Regions from separate parts of the Mus musculus genome. Here region 2 is linked to region 1. The links are chromatin loops, found by intact Hi-C in ENCODE. Cell type or tissue: heart. All regions are shown on one strand. Links, peaks and the distances in the headings refer to the core of each region. The heading gives the core; the rest is flanking DNA.

The links. Hi-C counts contacts between places; a loop is a spot of excess contacts. Peaks named below come from ENCODE experiments on the same cell type or tissue, not always from the same donor. Only the 100,000 strongest peaks of a DNase experiment are listed, where the experiment ranks them.
Region 2: it touches region 1 in a loop (9-fold over the local background); 18 of 42 quality-filtered maps call a loop at or near these places.

Annotation. Positions count from the first base shown.
Region 1 is chr3:36,493,999-36,496,799 of GRCm38, forward strand. No RefSeq gene overlaps it. Among named protein-coding and RNA genes, the nearest start is that of Gm11548, 11 kb to the right of the region's middle. In heart, for the core only: a CTCF peak has its summit at 1,678 (motif pointing left); a DNase peak (open chromatin) is centred at 1,583; H3K4me3 peaks cover 210 bases; H3K27ac peaks cover 334 bases.
Region 2 is chr3:36,180,048-36,182,848 of GRCm38, forward strand. It overlaps Qrfpr (pyroglutamylated RFamide peptide receptor), which reads right to left. Exons shown (of 6, transcript NM_198192.2): 4 at 2,407-2,642; 5 at 898-995; 6 at 1-248. Among named protein-coding and RNA genes, the nearest start is that of Zfp267, 30 kb to the left of the region's middle. In heart, for the core only: a CTCF peak has its summit at 1,662 (motif pointing right); no DNase peak of the experiment used is centred there; H3K27me3 peaks cover 470 bases.

The DNA.
Region 1 (2,801 bases), core at 155-2,654:
AAGCTTGCACTGTGTGTGTTTTTGTATTTTAGGGTTTTGACTTTATTTAAGCTTCTTATGTGGGACAGAGAAGTTATTCTTATCATTGTCATTCGTCAAGAGGAGGAAAATGAGACAGAGGTTAAATGGCCAAAGATAATGTTCTCGTAGGTGAGTCACTGGCCACAGATGCCCTGAGTTTGCTTCAAGTTGTAACAGAACAAACAAACCACAGGACTGTCATTAAATGTTTCCTAGAGGCCTGGGTTAGACCCAATCAGGCTCTTTCCTGTTCCTGTGCCCACCTGCCCTCAGTCCACCACAACATCTATTCTATTTTCCCTTCCCAGGGAGATCCGTGCATCCCCTCCTGAGCCCTCCTTGTTATTTAGCCTTTCTGTGTGTGTGTGTGTGTGTGTGTGTGTGTGTGTGTGTGTGTGTGTGTGTATTAGTTATTTTAGCTTGGTGTTTTTGTGGGACTCCTAACAGAGGGAGCAGGGGTTGTTTATGATGCTTTTGCTGCCTTTAGAACCCCGTCCTCCTACTGCATTGCCCTGTCCAGTCTTATTATAAAGAGAGTTGCCTAGTCATATTATAACTTAATATGCCATGTTTGGTTGATATCCCTGGGAGGACTGCGCCATTCTGAAAGGTAATGGAGGAGGAGTGGATGAGAAGGAAAGAGGTGGCAGGGCAGGGGGCTGAGAGGAGAGGAGTGAGGGGACATTGTGGTTGGGATGTTATATATGAGAGAATAAATTAATAAAACAAAGTTTCCTGGGGTAGCACCCAATTCAGCCTGTGTTACTGCTGAGGGGCCAGGAACAGTGACTCACCAAACCATGTGCTTGTTAGGGTTTCCTCCAGCCACCAGCAGACGTGCTGGAATTACTTCTGTGAGGTACAGAATACAATTTCTTTTTAAAAAGACTATAAGCCAAACCATTATTAGATATTATACAGCCATAATAAAATACCAATGCATAAAATCTCCCCTAGCAGTTTCCATCAAAATTGTACTACATCCAGCTACAAAACAGAAGTGAGGGGGCCTCAATATATTATAGCCCACCGTTAGTCACAGATCATTTATTAAGTAGACAAAAAAATACCCAGGCGTTTTTAACTTTCATCAGAGTTGTGTGAGGGGAAACTGCTTGTGGCCCCAGACAAGGAGAAAGTACCCAGCCTCAATGCCAGTCCTGCCAAAGCTGACTATCTGGGAAGCTGCATTTTCTATTAGACAACCAGCAATGTCTGGAGACTTTCTTTCAGCTTACCCTGGACCCAAACCAAAGTGATCAATATTTCCATGTCAGAAGCTTAGCCCTGTGGTGGTGACCTCCATCTTGCTTCACAATATATTGGCAAAGTCAGGTTGGCCGGAAAATAGGCAGGTCAAGGGTGCCGAAAAGTAATGGTTTCGCTTTTAAAATCCTGAGCTAATGGCTAATTTAATATCCTGAGCTGAGCTACTTGTAATGCCTGTACCTCCTCCCTGGAGGTGGCACAGGACCAATAGCTAATGATTCCTTAGCTATCTTTTATTTAGTAATGACAACAGCAGCAATCATGGCTGGACATTTGCTAACTGCCTGATATGAATCACGTCAGCTTTGTGCTGTTATCCCAGGGCTGTGACCTCTCTTGGCTGGAGAAGCGCCTCAATTGATAGGAAGCAGGAAGCAGCGCCACCTGGCGGACTCTGTCTGAAGTGTGTAAGAGAATCAACTCACAGAAGTCTCACTTCAGTGTGTGCAAGGGACCTGAGTCGTCTTTCAGGCCTGCGCAGTTCTCTGATGGCTCCTGCCTGTTAGGTCTCAGAGAAACTCAGGACAAAAGGCTAACTGAAATGCCTATTTAGCTCGCAAAAGCGGATGCTAGTGGCCAGGCTCTCTCAGCATCTCTCAGTACCACCCCCTACCTCCCGCCCCAAACCTCTCCAGCCTCTGAGCATCATTGTTCTTGTTTCTATATAACCCACCCATTTTGACCTCTGGCTTTCTTGGTTACCCTTTGGACTCTTGGCCTCTTGGTTCTTCTTCTTCTCCTGGTCCCCTCTCTTGTCTCTCTCTCTCTCTCTCTTTCTTCTTCTTCTTCTTCTTCTTCTTCTTCTTCTTCTTCTTCTTCTTCTTCTTCTTCTTCTTCTTCTTCTTCTTCTTCTTCTTCCTCTCTTCTCTCCCTCCCATCTCTCCTCTCTGCTGGCCATGTTCCGTCCATCCGTACTCGTCCAGATGCCTCTGGCTCTTCTCTCCCTCCTATCTACAATAAAAACCTTCTCTCAACCATACCTAGAAGGGACCATGCCCGTGTTTTCATTCACTGCCCTCAAGGGATCTGCAAAAACAAACAAATTATAACGTTCTACTTCATGAATGCTCACATTTAGAGACTGCTCCCCGCGCGCCCAGATAGAATTAGATGTTCCGTTTTTCTCAAGGGGCAGGGGTATCCTTTAAGGAAAGACTTTTGGTCCCGGGCCTAATGTTGGGAACACTGCGTTACTTGGCAGCTTTGGTTGCCAGTGAAGAAGGCCAGTGCCAAGAAGAGCCGCTAAGACAGAGTTTAGTGACTTTCTCAGGCTTAGCCTTTCAGGTGGGTTTTGGCCTGGCAGAGAGACAAATTTTTTTAGCTGGGTCCTGGATCCCAGTAGGAAAGGCATTATTTATTGCTACTAAATAAGAGACTTTCCATACTAAGACTTTCTGCTTGAGTTAGTGGGTAGTCACTTCCAGCCGCCTGTCCTGGGTGAACATTGATGCCTACCCTTGTGCACGGAATTGCTAGAATAGTCCTCTGCCCAGGTTTGGAGACAGCCTGCT
Region 2 (2,801 bases), core at 270-2,769, 310 kb before region 1:
ACGCTGTGATCGTGATAACTTTGCTCTCTTTTGCATCATTGAAATCCCAGAATTTCCAGGCTTCTGTCCTGGGGAGAAGGTTTCTCTTACTATGCAATAACAAACCGCAGACAAAAAATTCTTTTTGAAGTTTTCATTCATAAATGCATACACAAAGGGATTACAGATGGAGTTGAAAAAGCCAATTGTTTGTGCAACAGCAAAAACCATCTTGATTGTGACATCATCATACTCTTTTTCAAAGTTACCTGAAATAGAATGATATTTTAGAATGCTGATTGACTTTATCAAGAAAATTAAAAACTACTTAGCATGTGACATATAAGTATCTGAAGACAATTTGAGGCAGGAATCTGATTATTCAGAAACAAACAAACTTTGTGGTGACCTTTCTTACCTACACAGTGTGGCGTCCAGTGTATGTTACTGGACCCACAACTTTTCAACTAAATAATTCAAGTGTCATGTAAACTAGAAGCAGCAGGAGTGGCCTTTCAAGTATTCACCCACATTGCAGAAAACACAATCATATGGAAAACCATGTGAACTCCTAGCTTACCATCCTGAGGCACCAACCGATATCCTAGGTATTATTAATTAATAAGGTGGGAGTCGAGGTTGTAAAAAGATGTCACATTGCATGCCCCCCCCCTTAGGAATAATGTAAGATTGTGGGAGCTTTTCTTTATTGTGTATGGCAACTAAATTACGCTTATTTACCCAAGTGTTCTTATCACACACAATCACCCATCACACAGAAGGTTGGCGCTCCTGTAGCAGGAAAGAACCAGACTCAAGGCTTGGTATTTAATTAACAGCAGGGGTTAACAGTCATGCCTGTCTGCTCTAGCAGGAAATGGCCCAGAGAGTCGCCAAATGAGAAGGCCAGGTACTCACTGTACTCAACCATCATGTGAACAACATGGAAAGGTGCCCAGCACGCAGCGAAGAGAGCCACCACTGTCACCATCATAACGACAGCCCGCTTCTTCTTCCTAGACCCACAAGAGGGCATTGTGTTGGTTCACTTTCCCATGGAAATGTGTTAAACAGCAAGACTGGAATAAAAGCTGAGCTTAGCCCACTCCAACATAGTAGCATCGCCTTTTCTAGTTTGTTTCACCCCTATCTTCACAGTCTTCATGCAATAAGCATGCTTGTGACCTGTGCACATTGTGGGCCTGGTTCCACTAGGTTACTGGCATGGATTATATCATTAATATTCAAGCAAATCAATGGACCAATGCAGAGACGGAGGCACAGAGAAGGTACCATGATTTGCAGGCAGACAGATGTATTTGGGTTTGGATTTAGGAGTCTAAATTGAGTGACTTTAATTCACTGTATATTGAAAATCATTCATGTCTGTGACAGCAAAAGATCAGTATTTATGAAATACAGTAAACTTCAAGGATGGAATTAAAAATCTAGTTTACCAGGAATTCAAACTTATTTCTTTATTCTTCTTATAAGGTAGACTACACTAGAACTATATATTTGCTTTATATTTTACAAGTTCATACCTGGCACCTCTCTTTTCAAGTCAATAGCTTCCTTTCCTCCCCGACCCCCCCCCCCACAAAAGGGATAATTAATTTAATAAAAATACCCATGGTGATGAAGTCTCTCATAAAGGGGCCCATCTGTATACAAATGGCTCACTAGAGGGCGCTGCACAGTCGTGATTCAACTAAACCCCATCAAATCCCTGGAAATCTGAACTGGAGGCATTATTAACTCGCTTCTACTTGAATGTTTAATAAAGACTATAAAATCCATCTTCTATATAGTGTTTTTTTTAAGTGTATACTAATGAAGAAAGTCAGAAAGATAGCTGTTATGTTAAAATAAATTTTCAACAGTAATCATTTAATATACATAAATATGCTCTGGTTTAAAAAGATTTTATTATACATTCCATCTCATGTATATTATTAGCACCACCTCTGAGTAGCAGGAAGTAGGGATGCTATAGTAAGAATAACTTGGTTACAAGAACCATTATGTAACTTTGTATATATGAAGAAACGGGTGTGTGTGTGGGGGGAGCAAAGATGCGGATCTGTGTCACATGGCCAGCAAAGTGACAGGGAGAAGAGACCCCCATTAGACCACAGAGTTGTGACACTGGTTCACCATTCTTCCTGCAGATTATATTTGTATAGAGATGGAAATGTAACCACTATCTTAATTCTCTTCATAACCCCAACTTTACTTCTGATTTAAGGACTAACAATTTTGATCTAACTTTCTGCCGCACGTTAAATTGCAAACAGCTTCAAGGGTTTAAATACTCTCAACTGAGGCTACTTTGACTAAACTACCCAAGAGTTCTGGCATCCTTGCAACTCTGTCCCTTCTAGGAAGACGGACTAAGCCATTTTACACAGAGGTGAGCAAACAGACCTGGCTATTTTGGACATTTCTTTCCCGTGGATAGTCTGAAGTGCTGAACTGTCTCCAACTCTCTTCTTGATCCACAGTTCATAGCCAATCTTGCTGTAGAGGACAAGCATCACCACAAGCGGCAGGAGGAAGAGGATGACGAGGATGAAGGTGGTGTAGATTCTCTGGTGCATGGGGCTGGCCCACTCTTCCAAACAGCAGACATGTTCTTTCTCATAGAGGAAGTCATACTTAATCTTTATGGCAAGGATAAGTGGGTTACAAAAGCCAGCAGTCAACACCAGAAGCAGCAAGTGTCATTGCAGACCACCCTTTGGAAGGCTCCACATCTGTCACCGACTTCAAACGTGAATCACTGTTTTGTTGCTATGTTGCAGTAAAGTGCAGCTTTTCCA